Linked DNA regions of Homo sapiens: all the other regions are linked to region 2. The links are chromatin loops, found by intact Hi-C in ENCODE. Cell type or tissue: CD14-positive monocyte. All regions are shown on one strand.

Region 1 (5,000 bases), 790 kb before region 2:
CCTATTTTACAGGTAAGAGCAAACTGAGGCTTAGGAGGGATAAGGAACTTGTTCAAGGTCAAGATTATCTAGCTAGCAAGGAGTGGAGTTGAGACTCTCAGCTCACACAACTAACCCCAAGGCCCAAGCCAGAGACCGCTCCTCTGTGCTGCTCCCAGAGCTGGGCTGGGGAGGCACCACACTTCCCACAGGGGAGGAGAGGGAAGGTTTAGTCACAGAAGCTGGAAGCTCCCCAGCCCTGCCCATGTGTAGGTTGCTCAGGGACCTGTTATTTCACAGTGTCACTCTGGTTCTGTCTGAGAGGCATGTGACTGGCTAGGATGTGGAGACTTATCTTCAGGTCACACCTGGCTGGGGATGCTGGTGTGCAGGGCATAGTGTGCAGCCTGTGGGGTACAACTGCTCACCCTGGACGTTCCTGGGCCTAAGCTAGTGACACCAGCGCTGTGAGTGCTGCTTGCTTACTCAGGGCTGCTCTAGGTGTGGGTGCTCCTGGCTTGTCTGCCGGGTGGGGTGGGAGCTGTGCTGAGTCTCCACTGTAGAGGAAGGTAAAGCCTCACGTCCAGGAAGGCTCACTCACATGTACTTGGAGGATCCTCTGTCCAAAGCACAGCAACAAGAGACTGATTTGAAATGAGGATGTAGGGTTGGGGGTGCCCTATGAGGAAGCCCTGGGTAAGTCTTGTCAACCTGAGCTTCTTGGGATACCCCCATGGCCAACGGAACAACTTCTTAGAACTAGAAGTACAGACCAAATGAGCCAAAAGAGGAACTTGCAGATCACTTGGTCTGATGTCCTCATTTTATGGATGAGGAAACTGAGGTTTGAGGGAAGCTGTGACTCATCTAAAGTGACAAAACCAATGAGAGGTGGAGGCGAGCAATCTCCTGATTCCTTGCCACACCTGCAGGCCACTCAAGGCCTTCCTTGTAGTGATAAAATCTTTTTTCATCTTATTATCAGCTAAGTCCATCCTTCTGTTGGACTTCCTACACCAGCTCCTCCTGGGCCAAACCAGACAGTCCCTTTCACTGCCCAAGTTGTTCATTCCTCTATCTGGGTGTTTGCCCACATTGTCACTCTGCCTGGACCTGCAGTAGCTGCTCATTTGTCACAGTGGCTTGTCTGCTGAACTCCTCCTTATCCTTTACAACTGGGATCAAAGATCTCTTCCAGGAAGCAGCCCCCTCTACTGTCCCCACTGGAAATGGTCCCTTCCTCTTCTTTTCCTGAACCCATTGTTTGGGCTTCTCTGTAGGATGAGTTATCTACTTTCTTTTTATCACAACAGTTTACAACCTGTGCACATGTTCCTCAGGGCACTGGAAGAAGAGAGGGGTGGGTATTGGAACCTCTGGCTTGGATGTGAGAAATCTGAGACTCAAGAATGTTAGATGACTAATGAGTGGCGGAGCAGACTCAGACACCCAGGCCTCCTGACTCCCACGCCATTTGGACAGGAGCCAGAATGCATCTCTGGGAATGGTTCCCCCAAAGTTGTGCAGTGCGCAGCCTATGAGGCTGTATTTGGCGGTCGCACCTCTGTGCCTGGTACAGTGCCCTAAATAAGGCAGATGCTCAGTAAGTGTGGGTGGATTCAGTGGAACCACAGTGCAGAGGCAGCTCTCTTTTCTCTTCTTCCTTCCCTGTTTCCTTCTCAAATCTGTTTTTTTCTCCCCTCTTTAACTCCCTGCATTTTCCACTGAATTTTTCATTGGGAAGAAGCACATTTAGAGATGTGAAGCACACACTTTGCTGGGCTTCAGCTTTGATGAATCTTTGATGCTGACACTGGGGAGGCAGATGCTGCAGCAGATTGGGGGTGGGGAGGGAGGGGTTGGGGAGGGGCCTCTAAGGGCATGATTTCCCCCTCCCCTGCCCCTTCCAGAGGGAGCTCAAAGCTGCCACTTGCCTTGCCCAACTGTGCTCTACAGCATGAATTGTGTGTGAGTGCTGGGGCATGAGGTGGGTGAGAGAGTGCATGCTGGAAGTGGGAGGGGCCAGATGAGGGGGAGGGCAGTTGCAAGTCACCAGTACCTCTGACATCACCCACATTAACCTTAGCTCCCTCCACTTCCCCTCACTTCTCCATGAATGTGGAGGTCATATCAATTTCTAGCTGTGTGACGTGGTGAGGCACTTAATCTTTTTGAGTCTTAGTTCCTCAATAGTCCATTGGAGATGCTAATACCTTCCTCCTAAGGCCACTGTGAGTAAACAAGACACCCTATTTGCTGTGCCTGACTCATACTACATGGTAAATATTTATTTATTCATTCCATTCACTTGTCCCTCTGTTGAAATTCACTTTTAAGAGCCTGGTGAGGCAAGGTTTGTTCAACATGAGTGGTTATCTGTGAGGCCCTGGGTGAGCCCTGCCTTGGAGAGCTGTTACTCATCTTTTCCTTTTCTTTTCTTTTCTTCTTTTTTTTTTTTTTTTTTTTTTTGAGACAGGGTCTCATCTTGACACCTAGGCTGGAGTGCAGTGGCACAATCACAGCTCACTGCAACCTCAACCTCCTAGGCTCAGTAGACCCTCCCACCTCAGCCTCCTGAGTTGCTGGGACTACAGGTGCGTGCCACCACACCCTGCTAATTTTTTGTGTGTGCCTGTATTTTTTGTAGAGGTGGGGTTTCTCCTTGTTGCCCAGGCTGGTCTTGAACTCCTGGGCTCAAGTGATTCACCCACCTTGGCCTCCCAAAGTGTTGGGATTGCAGGCATGAGCTACGGCGCCCAGCCTGATACTCATCTTTGCACAGTCTACACAACAGTAGTGGATAATGGACAGATGGAGACCCATCCTGGCATGGAGGTTCTGAGCTTCAGTTCTCACCTGACCTGGTGGTTGGACATGTGGCTCCAGTAACCCCTTCTGGGGGAGAGACTCTGCTTGAGTCACACTGGGTGCCCCTCAGTGCCGAGCACAGGTATCTGGCCCAGAGCACTGCTGGGCAACAGACCAAGGAGGATGGTGCTGGAGGACATTTGGGTGTGGTGAGAGGCTATCCCTTCCCCCTGATTTGCCGCTCTATACCGCCTCTGTCAGGGTTGTAGGACCCTTACCAGGCAGGGAGAGATGGTGATTGTTTTGTGGTCATTCCCCTGTAATTTGCTTCATATCATCTTTGCATGATTTGTAACTGCCCATCAGGTTCATCTTGCCTGCTGTCTAGACAGAGCCAATTTATCAAGATAGGGGAGTTGCAATAGAGAAAGAGTTCAATTCATGTAGAGCCGGCTGTACGGGAGACTGGAGTTTTATTATTACTTAAATCAGTCTCCCTGAGAATTCAGGGATCGGTGTTTTTAAGAATAATTTAGTGGGTAGGAGGACAGTGAGTCAGGAGTGCTGATTGGTTGGCTTGGGGATGAAATCATAAGGAGTCAAAGCTGTCCTCTTATGCTGAGGCGGTTCCTGGGTGGGGGCCACAGAAGTGGTTGGCAGGTCCAGCTGGGGCCATCAGGTTGCCAGACATGCAAAAAACTGAAAAGTTATCTCAAAAGGCCAATGTTAGGTTCTACAACAGTGATGTTATCTTCAAGAGTAATTGGAGAAGTTGTAAATCTTATGACCTCCAGAACAATAGCTGATAATAATTAGAATTCAAGCCCCTCTTATCCTAACTTGGTGGCCTTTTATTTGTTTTACAAGAACACGTTAGCTTTTGGGAAGAGCTGTTATTTAAACTATAAATGTCTCCCAGAGTTAGCTTGGCCCAAGCCCAAGAATGAGCAAAGAGAGCCAACTTGTGAGGCTTGAGACAAGATGGAGTCAGCCCTGTCAGGTTTCTCTCACTGTCATAATTTCCTTAGTTATGATTTTTGCAAAGGCGGTTTCAGATTTGCCTTTTACTAAAACACACAGGCTTGCACTTCATCTTGAGTGAGTGTGTGTGCATCTCTGGCTGGTCCTCCAGAGCTGGGTCCAGCAGGCCAATCCCTGTGCCCCTCTGGAGTTTCTCCAAGGCCACCCTGGGCATTTCCAGTAGGATATTGTTGCTCCACATCAGGGCTCCTGCCAGCAGCGTAGCTGTGCTCCACACAGAAGTCCCTCAGCTGGTGACCACAGAATAATGAATGCCAATCTGGATGTTAGTTTGCACACATTTGCATACCCCAGGGGTCTGCCTGGCCTGTGAGGTCTTTCTGACTCTGAGCAGCTATGATGCTGTGATTAACCTCACAAATGCATAATGGATCTTGAGGTCCTTTCCCGGCAGAGATGTTGGGGAACTAATGCAACCCCCTGCCTTTTCTCTTAAGCTGCCTTCAGGGCTGATATCATGGGTTGGTCAACTGCCTGAGATTTCTTCCTCTATCTGGGGTTAGCAAGACACCTAAAAGGTAATCCTCCCCACCTCTCCCCACCCGCATAGTGCTATTAGTCAGCTACACCTGAGTGTGAATTACTTTAGTCAGATTTCTTTCCCATTAATATCCTCAAGGGAAGGGGATTTAATAGAAGTAGAGTGAGTGCCTAAATTACTCACGGAGCCCTGGGCAGGTTCTGCCTTTCAGCATGACTCATCTTTGTGTGGTCTGCACAAACAGCCAAGTATAAAGGATAAGAAGGGAGCTGCCCCTGGCACCAGAAGCCCTTGTCTGGGCAGATGGAAGTGTTATGGGGAGGGAAGGCCCCAGAAGAATTGGGGAGAGGGGTATCCCTCATGGACTTTGCTCTCACATGGGGTGTAGTTGGCCATTCAATCACCTCTGGTCTGCTGCCCACTGCCTGTCTTGCTGTCTGGATGTCTAAGACAACCCTAAGACGCCTGGATGTCAGAGCCTGTGGTGCAAACATTTGGCTGCCAGCAAGGGTCACTGTTCTGGTTTTCAAGGCCAAATCAGAGTGGGTTTTTCTGGGGTTTGGGAGCAGCAGGAGCTAGAAGGTAAAGGGCTGACACCTTGTTAGGGGTGGGTGGTGTTCACTCCCACCAGGAATTCTTTTGCAGCCAAATAACAGAGAAGCTTCAGGCTTGAATTTGGCCCACAAATCTG
Region 2 (5,000 bases):
CAAAAGAGGTCTGGATGTTGTCGGAGGTGGGAGGAGGCCTCAGTTTCCCCAAGCAGATCCATTTTGCAAAGTCCCACCTATCTGCAGCACAGGCTTCTGCCCCGTAGTCCTACTGAGCCCTGGACTCGTGGCCTCCTCCCACCAATCTCTCAACCTCTAAACTGTCAACCCAGGATGTCTCATCGCAGAGTCTGGCAATTTCACGGCGCAACCACGACTCCTTGTACTGAAGTCTTTTTTTTTTTTTGGGACCGAGTCTCGCTCTGTCGCCCAGGCTGGAGTGCAGTGGCCCGATCTCGGCTCACTGCAAGCTCCGCCTCCCGGGTTCACGCCATTCTCCTGCCTCAGCCTCCCGAGTAGCTGGGACTACAGACGCCCGCCACCATGCCTGGCTAATGTTTTTGTATTTTTAGTAGAGACGGGGTTTCACTGTGTTAGCCAGGATGGTCTCGATCTCCTGACCTCGTGATCCATCCGCCTTGGCCTCTCAAAGCGCTAGGATTACAGGCGTGAGCCACCGCACCCGGCCTGTACCGGAGTCTTCAGCACTTCCTCCCAGAAATAAAGTTCCTCCGTCTGGGCTTATTAAGCAAACGAGTCAGTTTTGTCTTTTTCAGCAATGAAAGCTGCTGTGGTTTTGTTTTCTCCCTGTTGCCAAGAGTCAAGAGGAAGTCTGTGGTTAGACTTCTTCGGGTGGAGACACACACAAACCCAGAGGCTATTAATGAGCTCCCCGGATCCAGCTCTCCCAGCCCAAGTGAACGGGACTAATGAAAGTGAACAAAGGGGAGACAGAGAGAGGGAGGTCATGCTGAGCTTCTATCCACTTGGCCCTCCAGACCTGCAGCACTCTCTCACCTCTTGTCTTCAAGGTGACTCTATTTCCCTTTCTGACAGTAGAATACTATGGATCCACTTTTCCTTCGAAGGATGAGGCAACCCAATTTGCTTTCACTCAAATCCAGAAACTAAATTTAAAAGATCCCTGTGAATTCAGTGCCCATCTTGGTATTGGAGCTTGTGGTAGGCACCACCAGCTGTCACCTGCAATCCATCCCCACCCCTTCCTTTCCATCAAAACCCTGGATTTGTTTAGTGGTGTGCCCAGCCAAAAATGTTCATTCTTCCAGCCTCCCTTGTACCTAGAGGGTGACCATTTGATTACAGTTCTGGCCAATATTACAGTTATTGGATTTCTAAGAAAACTTTTGCATTCGTAATGTAGGTACCAACTCTTCCTCCTTCTCCCTTCTTTTTCCCACCTGCAACTGGAACGTAAAGCCTGGAGGGGCAGTATCCATCTTGTGCATATAAGGTAGCATGTGTGAGGATGGAATTTGAACAGAGGGGAAAAGGGCTAGGCCCCCATTAACATTGTTAAATCATCCTCTCCTGCCCTGTACTACCCACCCTGCACTTCTTATGTCATAGGAAAATCAGAGCATCATCTGTTAAAACCACTGTAGCTGGCTGCTCTGTTACTTGCAGCTAAATGCATTCTCACTCTGTCGCCAAGGCAGGAGTGCAGTGGTGCAATCTCAGCTCACTGCAACCTCCACCTCCTAAGTTCAAGCAATTCTCCTGTCTCAGCCTCCCGAGTAGCTGGGACTACAGGTGCCCACCACCACACCCACGTAATTTTTGTATTTTTAGTAGAGACAGCATTTCACCATATTGTTCAGGCTGGTCTTGAAATCCTGACCTCAGGTGGTCCACCCACCTTGACCTCCCAAGGTGCTGGTATTTACGGGTGTGAGCCACTGTGCCTGGCCTAGCAAAATGCATTCTTAATTGAAACAAGAACCCCAGCTTTTTATAGTTCTTTACAGCTTTTTATTGGTTTTCAAAATATGTGCACCCCATCCTCGCATTGGGTCCTCACAGAAATTCTTCATGGTAGACCAGATCAACATCTTTCCTCATACTTTCAGATGAGGAAACTGAGGTTTCTTGGTAATGAAGTGGGTCAGAAAAAGATTCAGGGCCTGTATTGCAGGACTCTCTGTCTCCCAGTCCATTGCTTTTCCCAAGAAAATCCTTCTTGTCTTCAAGGCAGTTCAGAGTCAGCCTGTCCCTATAATATCTGTCCACAATCAACATTACACACAAAAGTGGAAGTTCTCAGGAACCTGGGAGCATGTGAACTAATTGCAATTTCAGCTTCCAGTGCCTGGAGTAAGTGTATTCTCTTATTTTAAAACCCACCACTTTGTGTAACAGGATCTGGGTTCAAGTCTTGGATCTCCCCATTACTCACTATGTGATCTTGGGGAAATTGCTGAAAACTGCCTACCCATCTATAAAATAGGAATAGCAGTTCTTCTCTCCTGAGGCTATGATAAGAAGAGCTCAGAGATATAGGATAATCTATGATCTATGATTAAAAGCTCAGAGAAAATAGTTTCTGAGCACTCAGGATGTCAGGGGGAGCACTTTGTGCATGACAAAGCACCAGGTGTCCTTGTGAGGGGCTGTTATCATGATGGCTTCAGCCTGTCTCAAGGCTCTGACTCCTCCCTGAGCTCAGCCCTCTTTGTGGCTGGCGTGTAAATTACGGATATGCGTCACATGCCTTCCTGACCACTCTTCACCATCCGTCAGCCTCATGAGGGCTGAGAACATTGATCTCATGAGGCTACACCTTTCAGAAAGAATCTGTGTTATAATTCTTATTTGCTCATTAAGTCAGGCTATTTTATTTCATATGTCCTTTACTTTCTTTGTGACTGAAATGTATTCATTCATGCACTTTCAAAAAAAAATACTGAGTTAGGCAGTAAGGTGGGGACTCTCCGGGTTGGAAGGGACTTAAAAATCATCCTGTTCATCCTGCCCCTCCCAGCCCAACCCCTCCCCATTTGAGACTGGCATCCCATCTTCAGGACCCCTGCCCCCTATCCACAGTGGCCATCCAGCCTCCACTTGCTCATCATAGAGACAAAGATTTGACTGTCTCCCACAGCCAGCATTTTGTCTCTGAACATTCTCTGTTAGAATGTTCTTCCTCAAACAGACGCTCCTTGGCAGACACAAGGATGTGTTCTTGGCAAACCTCTAATACTGTGCACATTTGACTGTGTAGGATGGTGACTGGCAGAGTTGGTGGGGGACGAAGGAGCCCACGTGAGGTGTTACCAAACAGGAAGTGCCATCTGGGCTGGATGATGAGAGTGAGGGAAAGTGTCAATCAGCTGCCCTGGGTGGCTCAAGAGGCAGCTTTTTCCTTCATGGTGTTAAAGAACTCAAGAGCAGCAATTACTCAGTGAACTCCAACATGCTGGGTATTCGCTAGAATAGGCCAGGCTATGCTGAAGTAACAACCTTGAAATCTCAGAGATTTAAAATAATGAAAGTTTATTTCTTGCTCATGGAGAATGCCATGGAGTGGGGGGCCCTCCTCCATTCTGCAGGCCATTGGGCATGCAGGGCCTCCAAGTCATCACCCCATGAAAGACAAGAAGGAGCCACACCAGCTCTTAACTGCATGAGCCTCATTCTACAGGCATACCTGATTTTATTGCACTTTGCCTAATGCACTTCACAGATATTGTGTGTTTTTCACAAATTGAAAATGTGTTGCAACCCTGTGTAGAGCAAGTCTGTTGGTGCCGTTTTTCCAATAGAATGTGCACACTTCCTGTATCTGTGTCACATTTTGGTAATTCTTGCAATATTTCAGACTTTTTCATTATTATTACATCTGTTATGGTGATGTGTGATCAGTGATCTTTGATACTACTATTGTAATTATTTTGGGGCACCATGAACTGCACCCATGTAAGACAGCGAACTTAATTAATAAATGTTTTGTGTGTTCTGACTGCTCCTACTGGCCAATCTCTCTCTCTCTCTCCCTCTCCTTCGGCCTCCCCATTCCTTGAAACACAAAAATATGGAAATTAGCCCAATTAATAACCATAAAATGGCCTCTAAGTATTTAAGTGGAAAAATGAGTTATACATCTCTCACTTTCAATCAAAAGCTAAAAATGATGAAGCTTGTGAGGAAGGCATGTCAAAAGCCAAGAGAAGTTGAAAGCCAGGCCTCTCACACCAGTTAGCCAAGTTGGGAATGCAAAGGAAAAGTTCTGTTTTGTGTTTTGTTTTGTTTGACACAGACTTTTGTTCTTGTTGCCCAGGCTGGAGTGCAATGGCACGATCTCAGCTCACTGCAACCTCCGCCTCCTGGGTTCAAGCGATTCTCCTGCCTCAGCCTCCCAAGTAGCTGGGATTACAGGTGCCTGTCACCATGCCCAGCTAATTTTTGTATTTTTAGTAGAGATGGTGTTTCACCATGTTGGCCAGGCTGGTCTCAAACTCCAGACCTCGTGATCCACCCCCCTCGGCCTCCCAAAGTGCTGGGATTACAGGCGTGAGCCATCAAGTCCTGCCAGGAAAAGTTCTTGAAGGAAATGAAAAGTGCTACTCCAGTGAACACATGAGTCATAAGAAAGTGAAACAGCCTTATTGCTGATATGGAGAAAGTTTGGGTGGTCTGGATGAAAGATCAAACCAGCCACTACATTCTCTTAAGCCAAAGTCTAATTCAGAGCAATGCTCTAACTCTTTCAATTCTATGAAGGTTGAGGGAGCTGAGGAAGCTGCAGAATAAATGTTGGAAGCTAGCAGAGGTTGGTTCATGGGGTTTAAGGAGAGAAGCCATCTCCAGAACATCAAAGTGCAAGGTGAAGCACCAAGTGCTATAATGTAGAACTACAGCAAGTTATCCAGAAGATCTAGCTAAAATCATTAATGAAGGTGGCTACACTAAAAAACAGATTTTCAGCATAGATGTAACAGCCTTCTATTGGAAGACGGTGCCATCTAGGGTTTTCCTAGCCAGAGTGAAGTCAATGCCTGGCTTCAAAGCTTCAAATAACAAGGGGACTCTCTTGTTAGGGGCTAATGCAACTGGTGACTTTACATTAGCCAATACTCTTTTATCATTCCAAAACTCCAAATAATTATGCTAAATCTACCCTGCCTATGCTCTATCACTGG
Region 3 (5,000 bases), 140 kb after region 2:
GCAGCGAGTGGCCCCGAGCCATGAGCCACCTGAGTAGGAGACCTGGAGTCGGCCTTGCCTCCCCCTCCTCCTCTCCTCCGCCTCCTCCTCGCCTCCCTCTCCTCCTCGCCTCCCCCTCCTCCTCACCTTGCCCTCATGGCCATCCAGTTTTGTGGCTTCCACCTGCCCAAGGTCCCTCAGAGCGCTGCCTCTACTTCTGTCGCCCACCTCCTCTTCTCTTCCTGAACTAGTGCAACAGCCTCCTTTCTGGTCTTCACACCACCTACAGGATAAAGACTCCAAGTACCTCCATGACCAAAGTCCCGCCTTCTCCCCAGCCTTGTCTCCAGTCTCCTGCACTTATTCCAGTGGCCCCAAACAGTCCTGATCCCAGAAAGGACTCTGTCCTCTCACCTGCCAGCCTGCATGTAGGTGTTTCCCTCAGACTGATGTGCCCTTTCCAGAAAGTTCTCTCCCAGCCCTCCACCCCCATCTAGGGAACCCTTACTGTTTTTCCTCCAATTCAGCTCAAACATCGCCTCCTCTGAGAAGCGGCCCCATGCACCTCCCGCAATGTTCCCATACGAGCCAGTGCAGCCATCATCAGGGCACTTGCCACCGTGAATTGGCAGGCCTCGGGCACATCTCACACCTACAAAACCCAGAGCCCTGCAAGGACTGTGTTCTGTGCTCACACCCCTCTGTGTGTCTAGGCCCTGGTGATCTTATGGCCAATGGTGAGCCTCAGTGAATGACTAAGTGAATGGGTAGTACAGGTAGTGGGTTTGCTGGAATAAAAAGATGTCCATCCACCAGGGACTGGAGGTGACAGCACCAACAAGTCAGGGGGAAGGAAAACAACAAAACCCATCCATCAGGTCCCAGAGGTTTACAGGCAGCTAGAGAGAGACGAGTCTCTCAAGACCGATAACAAGCCAGGGCAGCTTGCAATGAGCTCCGCAGCGCCCTGGTGACCTCCAGAGCTCAGAGGAACAGGGGCACTGGGGAGGGCGGGGGAAGCTTAGGAGGTGGCCTCCTCCCATGCTACCACCCGACCTTCCAGGGACTGAGCAGAATGGAGGCTGAAGGATTGAAGGAGATGCTTTGCTTATCCAACCAAACCCCACCCAGAAGGTGCCTCCAGAGCTCCTGAGGTTCTTGCTGGGAAGAACCTGGTGCCGCCTTTTAACTATGGAGCCTGAGTGCTGGCAGTGGTGAGGGAAAAGGGTAACAAAGGCAGCAGAAAGAGGCATCCCCACCCAGCGAACAGCCAGATGCCAGGCGGGTGTTCCCTTCCCCACCCCAAGGTGGCTGCCTGCAGTGTCTACGTGCTTGTCTTTCTGGAAGACAGGCCCTACTAGGGCTTCAGAGTCAGGCCCAACCTCCTGCCCCCGCAGGAAGGAGCAGAAATGCAGAGCTAAGAGCACCTAGAGAAGGCAGGAAGGGCAGAGATGCAGGTGCACAGGCAACCTCTTCTGTTTGACTTTGGGCCAACTAGGGTTAGGAGTAATGGACTTAACCTGACCTTGGTCTTATATGATCCAGAGAAATGTAAATACTGAAACACAGGCCAACAGTAAAGCAGCAGGTGCAGGGAATCCAGCCACTCCTGGCAAAGTGTCATGGTCCAGCTAAGGACTCCCAGTGACCCAAGCTTCCCCCACCTGTCTCCTTTACCTTACAGGTAGCACCTTCCTCCTCCTTCCTATCCCTACCCCAGGGCCAGGCTGTCTCTCTCTTCCTGACCAGCAAAACCTGAATCTTAGGTTACAAACTCTGGAAGGGGCTCAGAGCTTGGCTGTCCCAAAACCCACTTTTGCAGAGGAGGAAACTGAGGCCCAAGGAAGAAAAAGACCTACTGCAGATCACCTGGCTTCCAGGCTCCTAGCACAAAGCTCTTTGTACTGACGAAGCTCTCAAATCCTGAAAACATCTGCTGTTAGTCCCACCCTCTCCAACCTCCATCCTTTCCCTTTCCCCAAAAAAACAAGAGCTGCATTTTCAGAATTGAAAGTAGGGTGCTAAATGGGCAAAAGTATAGTGGTGGGATCTGAGGCATGGAAGAGGAAAAGCCACAGGGGATGGCCTGAAAACACTGCTGTGTGCTGAGTCAGGCTGCCTGTGCCTGTTCTGCTGTATCCTGGCTCCTGGCTTTCCTCCCCACCCCTGGGCCTGACAGATGACAACTGAAGGTGGGGCCAGCCCAAGAGAGAAAGGGCCAGAGGAAGTTGTGGTGGGTGCCCCGACCCTGGTCCCTAGATATTGTCTGAAGCCTACTGAAGGGTGAGTCTGCATCTTCCAAACACTTGCCCACAACCACAGTGACAGAAGAGGAGCGAGATCTCTCTCTGCTGTAGGTCCAAATGCTACCCTCCTACAATACCAGCAATACTGATGCCACCAACCCCCATGATGGCACCAGGATGGGGAAGGCAGAAACAGGCCTCTGGTGCCCTCTGCTGTTCAGCACTCCCGTGCCACAGCCTGAGGGTTGGCACTGTGGCTGGCAGGGGGACCCAGGGAATGTCTCCAGCCCCTAGGGTTGCCCCAGCTTTTAGCAGCCCTCCATCTACTTCCCAGAAGGATCCAGGAAATGTGTGATGCTGAAGCCCTGGCTAAGGCAATGCACCCGCCAGATCACCCAGGGTGTGGTGTAGTAGCAAACAATCCCCAACACGAAATGGCTCCAAATCAGGCAGGTTTATTTAGCTGGACAAGCTCTGTGTCCATTTTCTAAGATCCAGGTTGAGGCAGTAGCCACCACCATCTGGAATGATGCTGGCTACAGTGACTGAGAGCAAGAGACTGAGGGCCTCACACAGACAGTGAAAAACTTCCACTCACAGCTCACTGGTGGGATCTATCACACAGCCCCACCCAAGCAAAAGAGGCAGAAAGTGCAATCCCACCAGGTGCCCAGAAGTCAGGAGCTAGGGACACTGAAAGGGCACATTCCTGACTACTGATGGCTTCCGGCTCATTCTCCCTCCTGCAAGCAAAGTACCTCATCCCTCCCCAGGGAACGCAGCCCTAGATCCGCCCCAGGGGCAGCATCGTCCTCAGGTGCAGGGTCTCAGGGCGGTATGTTGGCATCCCATATCAGCAGTGAGGGGCAGTAATCCCTGCTTCACACGTAGATGTGGTGCCTCTTGATCCAGTGACCTGCAACCTAAGAATCCCAGTTTCCTGCTGCCTGTTAAAATTCAGTCCTCAGTGGTACAGCCAGGGCTAGAGAGTGGCAAAAAAACACACCAGTAGGAAAGCAGAAAAATGAGAGCCATATCTCAGGGGATACTGCTCCATGGCAGCCCTGCCATCCCTGGGCAGACTTTAAGAGTCCCTGTCCTGGAGGTGGGCATCGTCCTTGATCAGGCAGCTCTGGCCTCTCCCCTGGGTATCTCTCCTCATTGGTTTTTTCTGTGCCCTGCTCCCTTCCCCGTCTGTCTGGCTGCCTCAGTTTCTCCTGACTTAATACCTTGTGCTGTGTGTGGCTCTGTAATGGCCACCTCACTCTTGAGTCTCCCAGACTTCTGAGTGGTCCCAACTTAGGGTCTCAGTTCAAATTCCAGACACACAGAGAGACTCCCATTTCACTGGCCTAACTGATTATTCAGAGCCAGGCACACAAGTCACAGTTATGTCCAGTTTCCGAACGGGCCGTCTGAACAGGGGATGCTGGAGAGACCCCACGCTGCCTGCACATCTGGTGGTGTGGGAGGAGAGCGTGGGCACAGCCATGAAGGATTGTTTTCTCTGAAACACAGAGCGTGGAGTTGCCCTTGAATGTACTCTGAAGACACATGATTTGGGAGGAGGAAGTGAGGTTTGGCCTTCCCCAACCTCAGACTGCTCATTGCTTTCTTTACTCCTCTGAGTCTCAGTTTCCTCATCCATACAGGGGGAACAATAATCACTGTCCTCATCCTTCTCCCTCGCTCACTCCTGTGGGCCCTCATGCCCCTGATGGAACCAGTCCTGGGTCCTGGCTGCCTGAGCTGGGTTCACAGTCTGGGGCTGACCTGTGGCCTGCCTCTCCAGAACATTTGCGTCTGTATAGAGAACTGTTGGAGACTGACAAGCCAACAGGATCAACCCGTAATGGCAAAATATAAGGCAGGGAGATGCCAAAAGAGAGAATACTTTGGTAGGAGGGAGGGAAGCACTCAAGATCTGCCTGGATAAGAATTCTAATCTCTGCTGCTGACTGTTCAGTTCCTCCTTCATGGAAGAAATGAGTCAGGCCTATCTTGAATGACAACTCTTGTTACCAGAATCCTCAGATCATTTCTAGGGTAACTCTCCTTTAAGGGATGTGTGTGGGGGCAGCACTTCGTAGGTACATGCACCCTGCCTCCCTGCCCCACGTGCTCTACATTCTCCCTGTGCTCAGAACTGTGCTGACTCGGGCACAGTTCTGATGATGCGGAAACTAGTGCAGCCCACATTTCTCAACCTCGGGGACGGATGTGCTGCCTTGTTGTATTTTTGTTCTTTGAAAACCTCTGCTTTTTCTTCTACCCATCCACCTCTTTAGCTGCTAATCGGGGGTGGTCTGAAGACCCACGTCGTGTGTTTATTTTATCATGTTTCCAAAGCTGCAGTCATATCTCAGCAGGGGGCTGCACCATCCACATGCCTTTGAACTCAGAAACCCCCACGTGGGTTTTGGTAACCAGGGCTGGCATATCCCCACTCGACAGCACTGTGTCCTTAGCCCACTGCCCACCTGGCTCCCCCTACCTCGCTGCCCCTGCCCTAATACCCTCCTGCAGGGTTCCTCCAGGGTCTCATCGTGGTCCAGTCTCTGGGCGCTAGCACAGTCCCCTCATTCCCTACCCACCCTCACTGCTCAATGCAAACCCTGCCTCCTGCCCTCTGTGACTTAGAGCTGTCTGCTTAAACTCTCTGGACTACGGCCTCACTGTAACAAGAAAGGATTTGAGAAAGCAGAATTTCCCAGCTCTGGATCCTTTCTTTCCCCCATCTCCTTTAAAGCATATCAAGAAAGAATGGCAGTGAAT
Region 4 (5,000 bases), 53 kb after region 2:
TGTGAAATGGGAATTTTTTATTTTGAAGTCACTAGGTGAGTCACTTCACCTCCCTAGAAGTTGCTTCCTCATTGGTAAAATGCCTGGTTGTAGCTCTCCACGTTTTTTTCTCTTGGGTTTAAAGCCCCTGTGGCTTGGATTCTAAGCTAGGGCCCACCCTGTCCCCATACCCTCTCCACCCACCATGCCAGCCAAGACAATACACCCTTGGGGAACCATGTTCAGGTCCAGAGAGAGAACAGAAATGCTTCTGGGCCATATCCTCTTTCCAGATGGCCTTTAAGAGAAACAAGAGGCACAGGTAACAAGGAGGAAGAAACTGACCTTGAAAACACTATGAAACATAAGCCAAACTCTCCCAGATAGCTGCTGGCAGGGTCCCCCCACCCCGGCCCCCATCAGCTACAGAGGCACTTCAGAGCACTTCCTGTCTCATTTGGGGCAGGGCTGGCCAGGATGCTCGTGCAGCCCAACCCCAGCCTGGGTAGGGTGCTCTGACCACAGGCCGGTCACATGTAAGGGCAAGCAGAGGACTATTTTTGATCAGTGGTTAGGAGCCAGTGGCAGGTGACAAAACATGGTGAGCGTGAGCAGCCACAAGTGGGCCCTGGGCTCCTGGGCATGGAACTCTCCCCACTCTTGGCTTCCCACTTCCTGGGGTGCATTTCTCTCTTACAGCCCCACCCCACACCACCACCCTCACTCAGTGGCAAACTAAACACTGTCCCTCCTAGCCAGACAGGGGTCTACACCTGGGACACCGTCAGTGGGGTGTTAGGGTTAGGTTGTTTGCCAAGTTCAGGATTGGGACACTCAGCTTTGAGCACCTCCTGCTATATGGAGGGCTCCTCAGAAGGGGAGGTCTGGAGACTTACGGCCTAATTTCCCTAGTCTCTAGAACAGAGCTCCACTTCCTAGGGAGCTTTCTCCAGTGCCCTCCCCACCATTTCCTCCAATATCACCTTCTTCTCAGGAGGAGGGGAAAAGGCCACAGGAGGAAGTAGAGGAGGGTGGGCAGGAGCCAGCTGGGGGATCAAGAGGGATCAGATGAGCACAGAGCCAGCTGATGGGGCTGCACACACCAGCCTCACCCTCTTTCTGCCTCTTCCCTCCTCCTCCTTTCTTCCCCTCATAGACGATAACTGAGCAGCTGCCATGTGCCAGCCCTGTCTGAGTTCCTGCGTATGCACATCTGCCTCACACTCAGACTCTGCACTCTGGCCTGCTCTCCTGCTGAGGCAGAGGGACCCTGTGGCGAGGGAGAGCAGAAAGAGCTCCTCAGCCTATGAAACTGGCCACTACCACAATTTTAGAAATGTGGTCACTGAGGGCCTGAAAAAAAGCCTTGCCCAAAGGCAATCCTCTTGGGACCAAGGCTCCTGCCTGCTGAGGCTGACGAGGTCCTGGCCAGGCAGCACAAATTCCATGCAGGGATGTCCCTGGGGCCCCTGCTGTGCACCCAGCACTGTGTTGGACTGTGGGGACACGGGGTGAGTCAGGCCTGATCTGGGGATGGGGACACAAACACACACAGAGCCAACTCACTCCTTGGTGCCTGAGGAGAAGCCCTGGCGCTGGAGGCACTTAAGAAATGCCCAGTGACCTTTCACACCACAGAGGGCACAAGCCCCCTGAGGTCCAGGGTACCATTGGCTTGCTCTGCCCTGTACCTGCATGTCAACATGGAGCCAGGAGCTGACCTCTGTTTTTGAATCATTAGCTCCTGAGTTGAGGGAATGTGGAGGAAGTGTCTGGGGGTGGGAGTCCAGACACTCATTCAGCGGCTGAGTGGCCCCTGTTCCACTTGGCAGCCCTAACTGCCCCCTCCCCAGCTTCCCCCTTTCCCAGCACCCTCCCACCAGCACCGTCCTGGGCTCCTGTTACTCAGGGTTCAAAAGACCGGAACACGAGCGATGGAATGTCAGGACAGGAGGGCAGAAGAGGGATTCAGGATAGACTAGGTCCTGCAGGGCCCCCACCCCCACCATGTGGCAGCCCAAGGGTATTGACAAGCCTTATGGTGAGCATCCCAGTGCTGAGGTCCAGAGAGGTACAGTGCCTTGCCCAAAGTCACACAGCAAGAAGGGACAGCAGTAGGCCCAGAGCCCCAGTCTCTGCTCTCATCTCAGACTCCACCCACTCTTGCACGCAGGTGGCTTCCCCAGCTGGTTCCACACGCTGGGTGGATGTCCAGGCCTAGCGTTCCTACAGCTCAGAGAGTGCCTGGTCGGCGGGGGGGGGGGGGGGGCGGGAATGGGAGGGTGCAGAGGGGGAACAGGAGAAAACAGAAAGTGCCAGTGATTCACATTTCAAAATGTCGTGTTATTCCAGGCGCTTTCTCGCTTTGCCACCACCTTCATCCACCCCCCACTTGCCATCTTGAGAACCGGCTGCAGGGTGGCTGGGGCGGGGGGAGGAGGAGGCTGAGACCATCATCTAAGGAAGCTGTGTTTCCACCCTGCCCACTGAGAAGCCCGAGGGTGAATGAGCAGTCGGATGAGCACCGAGCTGGGAACCAAGGGGCCTGGGTGCCAGCCCTGGCTTTGGAATTGGTTGTTGTGAGACCCTGAGCAAGTCCCTAGGCCTCTCTCTACTTCCTTTACATACTTCCCCAGCACGTAAAATGGGGAAGTGGGAAGAGTTTGTGGCTCCCACGACTAGTTGCATATCAAAGCAAAACAAAACAGATTCTTGGACTGCATCCCCAGAGATTCTGATTCTATATGTTAGAGATGAGGCCTGGGAGTCTAATTTTAAAGCATACCCCTAAACCCCACCCAACCTGGTGATTCAGTGCAACCAGTCTACCGAGGCGCGGTTAGAGAGTTCCTGGCTATATGCTTCCACGCGGTTTCCAATCATCTCCAGGACTTATTGACCTCCTCCAAAATGCCCTCCTGGATTTACCCAGCCCTCCCTGCCACGTCTAACCCTCCTCACTTCTGGCCTTGCATCCCTGCCCATACTCTCCTACAGCTCCTTAAAAGCATTTAGTCATTTGTGCCTGTGTGTGCACGTGTGTGTGTGTGTGTGTGTGTGTGTGTTCTACGTGAGCTACATGAGCAAGACGAACCTCCCACACAGCACAGAGGAAGTTGCTCAGCACTGGAGCCAGCTAGCCCCACATTTGGAACTGGACTCTGCTGTGCAAAGTTGGGTGACCCTAGGGAAGAGCCCCAGCCTCCCTGGGCCTCCGTTTCCACATCCCTTAGAGGGCCTAGCCAGACCCTGCCTCACAGGGCCACACACGAGACTCCACTAAGGTGGTGTACAAAGACTTGCGGTGGGGCCTGGGGAGGGGTGTCAGTGGCCAGGAAAGCAAGCCGGGTGAATGGTGGACCCTCCCAGAGGGATGTGTGCTACCCTGGGAGGTCTGGACTCCTTCCTCCCAGTGTGTGCCTTTAGGCAGATGGCTGCCAGCGTAGGTCCTCAATAAAGAATGGGTCCACCCCAGTATCATTCGAGGTCCCCACAGGAAACAGAATTCCCCCCAGGTGGCTCAAATGAAGAGACACAGATGGAGGGGCTTGTGACTGAGTTAGGCAGGGTTAAGGAAATCCAAAAGGGATGGGGAGACTCCTGGACTAGAACAGCTGACAGCTGTCCGCAGCCCGCATCTACAGGGCAGGGCAGGATGTCATGGCCAGAGACCAGCAGGAGTGGGGGCCGTGGAGGAGGGGCCGCCCCACAGGAGCGCAGTCACAGAGGGAGGCAGCTCTTCCGAGACACACGTCCCAGAGGGAGAAGCAGAGGAGAAATAGCCCAGCCCCTCTCTCCTCCCACTGTTGCTTCTCATTCTGGTATCTCCCGCTGGCCAAGCCCAGGCAGTGGTCAGAGGCATGGGCAGCCCTTAGAGGTCCCCTCCTGGGGCACAGAGCAGAGCAGAGAAGCAGAGACAGTTTGCTGGCAGGTTGCTGGGAATAGCAGGGCAAACAAACAAGCAGCTCCTCGGGCAGCCTCTGCTGTCTGGGCATGGGAGGTGGGGCCTGGCTTATCAACCAGAAGACAGGTTTGAGCCTCACCACTGCCACAGACACAAAGGGCGACATCAGGAAGTCGCTTCTCTCCAGGTCTCTGTTTCCTCATCCTTAAACCATAAGGGTTAAACTCTGTCCCGAGCCACCTCTTCCAGGCCTGACCTGCACTTCTCCTCACCTGCCTTTTCAAGAGAGGAGAGAGCCCTGCTGGACAGGAAAATGGGCTTGGAGAGGAGGGAAGCGTAGCAAATGGAAAATTAATTCTGGGCGGTAAAGAGCAGAGGCTGTTGTTTGTGATGTATAACTTACTCTTTGTGTCAAACTGTGTACTGTGTATATCAGTGGGATGGCAAGAAAACCGAGATCTATTACTTAGAGTTTAATCTGTTCTCCGTGTTGGAGAAGAGAGAGGGAGGGGGAAAGAAGACTACAACTTTAATCACAGGCCCGACTCAATGTGTCAAGCTGCTCTCGGGTGTGTTAGTAAAATGATGTCGGATCACAGGCTTCCCAGACAGCGCTGCACGCTGCGGCTTTATCTGCCGAGCTGTAAATTAGCACACCTACTTTACGCTCTTCAGGTAAAACCAGTAATTTAGCTGAAAAATACACACACGCACACATGCACACAGAGCATGTTGGGGAGGGCTCAGGAGAGGGGGCTGCCCCCCTTGAGCAAGAAATAGCTAAAAATGAGCAAACCGGGATGAAAATGACACCACGGCTGCGCCTCCTGTCATTAGCGCCTGGGCTCCTGGTGCCAGCCCCACAGCCAGCCCACCTTCCTTTCTACCTGCCTCAGTGCCTCCCCTACCCCTACCACCCCTTTTTGCCATGAACCGTAAATTACATGCTGACACCTTTAATTTGTGCAAAGTATGCCTGGCTGCGCCTGGCACCAGCAGCCGGCTGCTATAATAAGGTCAATCTATATTCATTGTCGCAGCACTTGATGTGCCAGATAACACAGGGAGGCAGCGCGGTGGTGGCTTCTCCGGGCTGGGGGGTGAGGTGGGGGTGCTC
Region 5 (5,000 bases), 110 kb after region 2:
AATGTTATCTGTTAATTTTATTTTTGACAATTCCTGCCCCTGTATCTTCAGCAAAACGTTTTTTCTCCAAATTAAAACCAATTAAAAACTATTTAAGGAACACTCTGTGACAACAATGTTTAACAGAATTAACACCACTCGCTGCAGAAACAAGGCAGCAGAAGTTGCGAAACTTATCGGTGATTTTGCTAATGCCAAATCACAACGGGGACATTTTAAGTTTTCTTCTAATTTTCAAATTTGTCTGTGTTGCCTGCATAGTTTTTGGTGCTGACATGTTTTACAGTATAAGTTTTGAAGTTTGTTTAAATAGTTTTTTGTGTGTTATATCATGAAAGAATGATATTTGGTAATGAATATGGTTTTCTATTTTATTGTGTACGGGAAGGCACTACATAAAGGTTGAACCCATTATTGTGGAGTACACCACTGTATCAAGAAGAATCTAAGATAGTTACACTGTATTTGTGCAGTGAGTAGCAACACTAAGGAATTACAGTTCTTCTGAAGGGCAAAGGGGAGAAACAAAATGTTCCATCTTTGCTATGCACTGTGCCATGCATTTTACTACATTCATTGTTTATTTTCATCTTTCCAACAACTCTGAAAGGCAAGAATGTGCCTATTTTTTTTTTTTTTTTTTTTTGAAATGGAGTCTCCCTCTGTTGCCAAGGCTGGAGTGCAATGGCGCGATCTTAGCTCACTGCAACCTCCGCCTCCTGGGTTCAAGCAATTCTCCTGCCTCAGCCTCCCGAGTAGCTGGGATTACAGCTGCGCACCACCATGCCTGGCTAATTTTTGTATTTTTAGTAGTAGAGACGGGGTTTCACCATGTTGGTCAGGCTGGTCTAAAACTCCTGACCTTATGATCCGCCTGCCTCAGCCTCCCAAAGTGCTGAGATTACAGGCGTGAGCCACCGCGCTCAGCCAAGAATGTGCCTTTTTACAGGTGAAGGGATTTTAATTTGGGAGATTAAGTAACTTGCTTAAGGTCAAATGACATGGAAAGATTCTGATCCAGGTCTATCTGGCTCTAAAACCCTCATAAGAACAAAAAAGGCTCCCATGAACCCAAGACTGTAAGATGTTGTCTGCCTGCCTTAATGACTGGCTGGAATGGTGGAGCTGGGGGTCACAAGGCAATCTTAGGCTTCTGACGTGATCTGAAGGCATATTTAGCATCAGTACAATCCCTTGGCACTGCTCCAAGAGCTGCCCCATTTGAGCTGAGGGCACTCACAACATTACCTCTATAATTAGGCCTGCCAGATAGGTGCTCAAAGGGCCACCTGGGGAAGGGCAAAGACTTAAATGTGAGTCTCAGCTCTGCCATTTATAGCTCTTGGGCTAGGCACTTAAACCTGCTGCACCTGAAAAGCACATTTAGGAAAAAAAAACTGGGTGATGGGGGCGGGAAATAATCTATCAAACATTAAAAGGCTGTCTGGAGGAATCACTTAAATGACCTGCGGAAAAAAATCTTTGGAAAGTAGCATATATACAGGTTCTTCTGCAGGCTATGAGCCTGCAGTGAAGGGGCACTGGCCCAGGTTCAGGATGCTGCCTTAGGTCTTTGTTGCTCAAAGTGTGGCCCACAGACCAGCAGCATCGGTATCACCTGGGAACTCATCAGAAATTGAGGCTATTGGGCCTTAGCCCAGACTTCTGATTCAGAATCTGCATTTTGACAAGATTCAAGTGTACACATTCAGTTGGAAAAGCACTGCCATAGGCCTCTCAGTCTGGCTTTCCAGGTCTCAAACTCCAGGGCATTTAAATAAGAAGGTTAGCTTCATTCACTTCTCAATTATTCTTATTTCAAAAATAGAATTGAAAAGGCTCTTGAAGACATCCAATCCAGGAATGGTGAATACCCGCAAGGGTGCAGCCATCCTTCCCAGAGACTAGAGCAGACATTGCTAATCAATCAGGAAACTCTTCCATGGTGCTCAAAAGCAGCTGCACCATCCCCTCCACAATGCAGTCCAGAAAGCCTGATGGCTCTTCCATAATTACCATGGGTATGAAACCTATTTACCACCCCTGACCCCCGCTATGTGGCCTAATCCCTTCTTTATTCATAGGTCGACCTTATCTCCAGTTTAAGCCCATTTTCCCAACATGCTATCCAATTTAACATTCACCCCTTCAAAAGTGTTCAACAAATTATATGGTTACACTGCTTAAACAGAAACTGAGTGTTTCCAAAATTAAATGACGTCCCCAAAGATGGAGAATCCTATTCCTCTGGCTCAACTCTCATCTTCATGTCACCTCTCTGTTCCACCACCCACTTCAACATTTTAGACCAAGGGAGGGAAGACTTTAAACCTCACAAAGAAGTTTAGAACATTACCCTGGTGCTCCTGAAATCCAAGGTAGAAAGACAACGGAAGTTTTTTAAAATGCTCTGAGACCTCGAACCACACTCCCATGTCCCCTGGCCACCCAGCCTTGTCACCTGCTTGGAGCTGGAGCTGGCATCTTCATGACCAGGAAACGGTGGCATGCTGAACCTGCCTCCCCCAGGCTCTTCATTCAGTGTCCCAGCCGCCTGCCTCAAATGCTACAGGCAAAGCACTCTGAAATAGGGTGATATTCTCAATTTAATTTTTGTTCACATGTAATAGGAGATCGATACCCTCACTAAGCTGCTGTGCCCATCAGCCAGTAGGAAGCAGCCTATGTTTTTGGAAGGCAAATCGTTAAGAACTAGAATACAGTATAGGCATGTACACCGGCTGCATCCAATTTCAAGTGAAAATTAATGGCAAATTCTTGTAACCACATTAAGAGCCATTGTCGTTCATTTGAAATCAGTTAAACATGAAAACAATATGAAAACCTTCTTGAGTTCATGGAACATAAATATTTGTCTGTATTTTTTGCCAGTGCCCCAGAGAGACCAGGAGATGCTGGCAGATCAGTGTTCTAAAAACATGCTCATGAAGGGGGAAAAATAAGGAACCTGACTCTTGTTGGGTTGAACTACTTGTCAACTTTTCCATTTCCTCAGTCAAAAGATAATTAAACAGTAAGCAGATGTCAGAATCTAATTGATGCAAGGAAAGATTGCTCAATGTCTTATGGTGCTTTGTCATTGTTATGTACTGTCTGCAAATAGCCCCTTGGCTGGTACAAGTAGCAGAAAGTCAACCAGTTAGCTTCTCTTCCCATGGAGGCAGAGGCTCTCCCAACAAACATACCTGTGTTCAGTCACTCTGGGTGTCAAGAAGCACATAAGAAAGTTTCTGGGACAATGTCTTAGGCATATTAGAACAGAGAGAAGCTGTGGCTTTTCAGAAGAGTGGGGAGAGGGGAAAAGGAGAAAGAGAGAGATAGAGAGGATGGGGGAGATGGAGGTGAAGAAGGGAAAGGTTGAGAGATGAGAGAGAAAAAGAATAGGAAAAGACTCAGAAAAAGGAACGGTTGGCAGAGGGAGAGAGTCCCAATATGGTAAAATCAAAACGGCATGGTCTTCAGAGTCAAGCCTACTGCTTGGTCATCCCTTTCCAGCTGTGGGAACTTAGACCATGTATTTGACTTCCCTGAGTGCATTCTTTCCACTGACCATTGGATATCATATTCCCTGCCCGGGCCTTCCCACGGCTTGATCTGAGATGTAAGGAGTCATAAGTATCAGAGTCTGAACATTGCAAAAAACTGCACAACTGCTTCAATTTTTAAAAAAAAGAGTAGAAGGAAATCGGGTGAAAGAGAATTAAAACAAAGTTGGGTGCCAGGACAGTGGCTCACATCTGTAATCCCAACACTTTGGGAGACTGAGGTGGGCAGATCACCTGAGGTCAGGAGTTGGAGACCAGCCTGGCCAACATGGTGAAACCCTGTCTCTACTAAAATTAGCCGGGAGTGGTCATGGGCGCCTGTAATCCCAGCTACTCAGGAGGCTGAGGCAGGAGAACCACTTGAACCCGGGAGGTAGAGGTTGCAGTGAGCCGAGATTGCGCCACTGCACTCCAGCCCAAGCAACAGAGTGAGACTCCATCTCAAAAAGTAATAATAATAATAAATACAGTGGGGTGTGGGAGAGCTGTCTCTCTGTTATGCTCCCTTATGGGGAACCCACAGCAGTGCTGCTTGGAGTTCAGTGTGACTCAGAGATGAGTGAAAGAGCTCTTTCAGATTCTACTGTAGATTCCTCCCCTTAAAACACACACACACACTCTCTCTCTCTCTCTCTCTCTCTCTCTCTGCTCTCCGTGGGAGAGCATTCAAATGGTGTCCAGGAACCGAGGTGGACAACAGACTTGAAAAACAACTGCCAGCTGGGCACAGTGGCTCACGCCTGTAATCTCAGCACTTTGGGAGGCTGAGGCGGGTGGATCACCTGAGGTCAGAAGTTTGAGACCAGCCCTAGCAACACAGTGAGACCTCGTCTCTACAAAAAAAAAAAAAAAAAAATTTAAAGATATTAGCAAGGTATGGTGGTACGTGCCTGTAGTCCCAGCCGCTTGAGAGGTTAAAATGGGAGGATTGCTTGAGCCTGGGAGGTCAAGGCTGCAGTGAGCTGTGATTGCACCACTGCATTCCAGCCTAGGAAATAGAGTGAGATGCTGTCTCAAAAAAAAAAAAAAAGAAAAAAAAGAAAACAAACAAACAAACAACTGCCGTGCTATGTCCATAATGTCAATCCACATACCACTGGGTAAAATCATCGTCCATGGCTTCCCCCTTCAGGATGCACCTCTTCCGTGGAGGGCTGTCAGCCACCACTTGCAAACAGACTCCCGTCAGGCCATCTCACCAGTTACCAAACAGCCAGCATGGCCAGTAAGACTAAAACTCAGATTCTTATTGTGTAACTTATTAGATGCTCTGTTCCAAAGAAACAATTGACTAATGAACTGGGGGGTTCACACTTCGTCCCGTCTCATCTCTGACACTACCTTACTGTGTGGTCTCAGATCAGCGCGAACACCCTCTGGGCTTCCACTTTCCTATATGGGAAATGATGTGGAACAGCTTGAATCTAAGAATCT

The links. Peaks named below come from ENCODE experiments on the same cell type or tissue, not always from the same donor. Only the 100,000 strongest peaks of a DNase experiment are listed, where the experiment ranks them.
Region 1: it touches region 2 in a loop (5-fold over the local background); 5 of 110 quality-filtered maps call a loop at or near these places.
Region 3: it touches region 2 in a loop (2.5-fold over the local background); 15 of 110 quality-filtered maps call a loop at or near these places.
Region 4: a loop joins it to region 2, with 6 times the contacts of the local background. A loop is called at or near these places in 11 of 110 quality-filtered maps.
Region 5: a loop joins it to region 2, with 2.9 times the contacts of the local background. A loop is called at or near these places in 6 of 110 quality-filtered maps.

What each region holds. Positions count from the first base shown.
Region 1 is chr15:70,505,255-70,510,254 of GRCh38, reverse strand. LINC02205 (long intergenic non-protein coding RNA 2205) reads left to right here and starts at 4,327. Exons shown (of 2, transcript NR_146562.1): 1 at 4,327-4,346. RefSeq lists an enhancer at 4,389-4,438. In CD14-positive monocyte, no CTCF peak of the experiment used is centred here; DNase peaks (open chromatin) are centred at 764, 1,424, 2,224, 4,524 and 1 weaker place; H3K4me3 peaks cover 198 bases; H3K27ac peaks cover 3,897 bases.
Region 2 is chr15:69,717,242-69,722,241 of GRCh38, reverse strand. No RefSeq gene overlaps it. Among named protein-coding and RNA genes, the nearest start is that of LINC00593, 120 kb to the left of the region's middle. RefSeq lists a silencer at 2,413-2,462. In CD14-positive monocyte, no CTCF peak of the experiment used is centred here; DNase peaks (open chromatin) are centred at 611, 2,191, 2,541, 3,121 and 1 weaker place; H3K4me3 peaks cover 1,568 bases; H3K27ac peaks cover 5,000 bases.
Region 3 is chr15:69,573,588-69,578,587 of GRCh38, reverse strand. No RefSeq gene overlaps it. Among named protein-coding and RNA genes, the nearest start is that of DRAIC, 14 kb to the right of the region's middle. In CD14-positive monocyte, a CTCF peak has its summit at 2,454 (motif pointing left); DNase peaks (open chromatin) are centred at 2,407 and 3,817; H3K27ac peaks cover 897 bases.
Region 4 is chr15:69,664,693-69,669,692 of GRCh38, reverse strand. All of the region lies in intron 1 of PCAT29 (prostate cancer associated transcript 29), which reads right to left. Among named protein-coding and RNA genes, the nearest start is that of PCAT29, 75 kb to the right of the region's middle. RefSeq lists enhancers at 629-708, 3,217-3,266, 3,297-3,346, 2,787-3,401, 4,018-4,633. In CD14-positive monocyte, no CTCF peak of the experiment used is centred here; DNase peaks (open chromatin) are centred at 12, 1,502, 2,602, 3,062 and 2 weaker places; H3K4me3 peaks cover 2,964 bases; H3K27ac peaks cover 4,402 bases.
Region 5 is chr15:69,608,537-69,613,536 of GRCh38, reverse strand. The region is part of intron 1 of PCAT29 (prostate cancer associated transcript 29); the gene reads right to left. Among named protein-coding and RNA genes, the nearest start is that of PCAT29, 19 kb to the right of the region's middle. In CD14-positive monocyte, no CTCF peak of the experiment used is centred here; DNase peaks (open chromatin) are centred at 3,056 and 4,126; H3K4me3 peaks cover 1,559 bases; H3K27ac peaks cover 2,500 bases.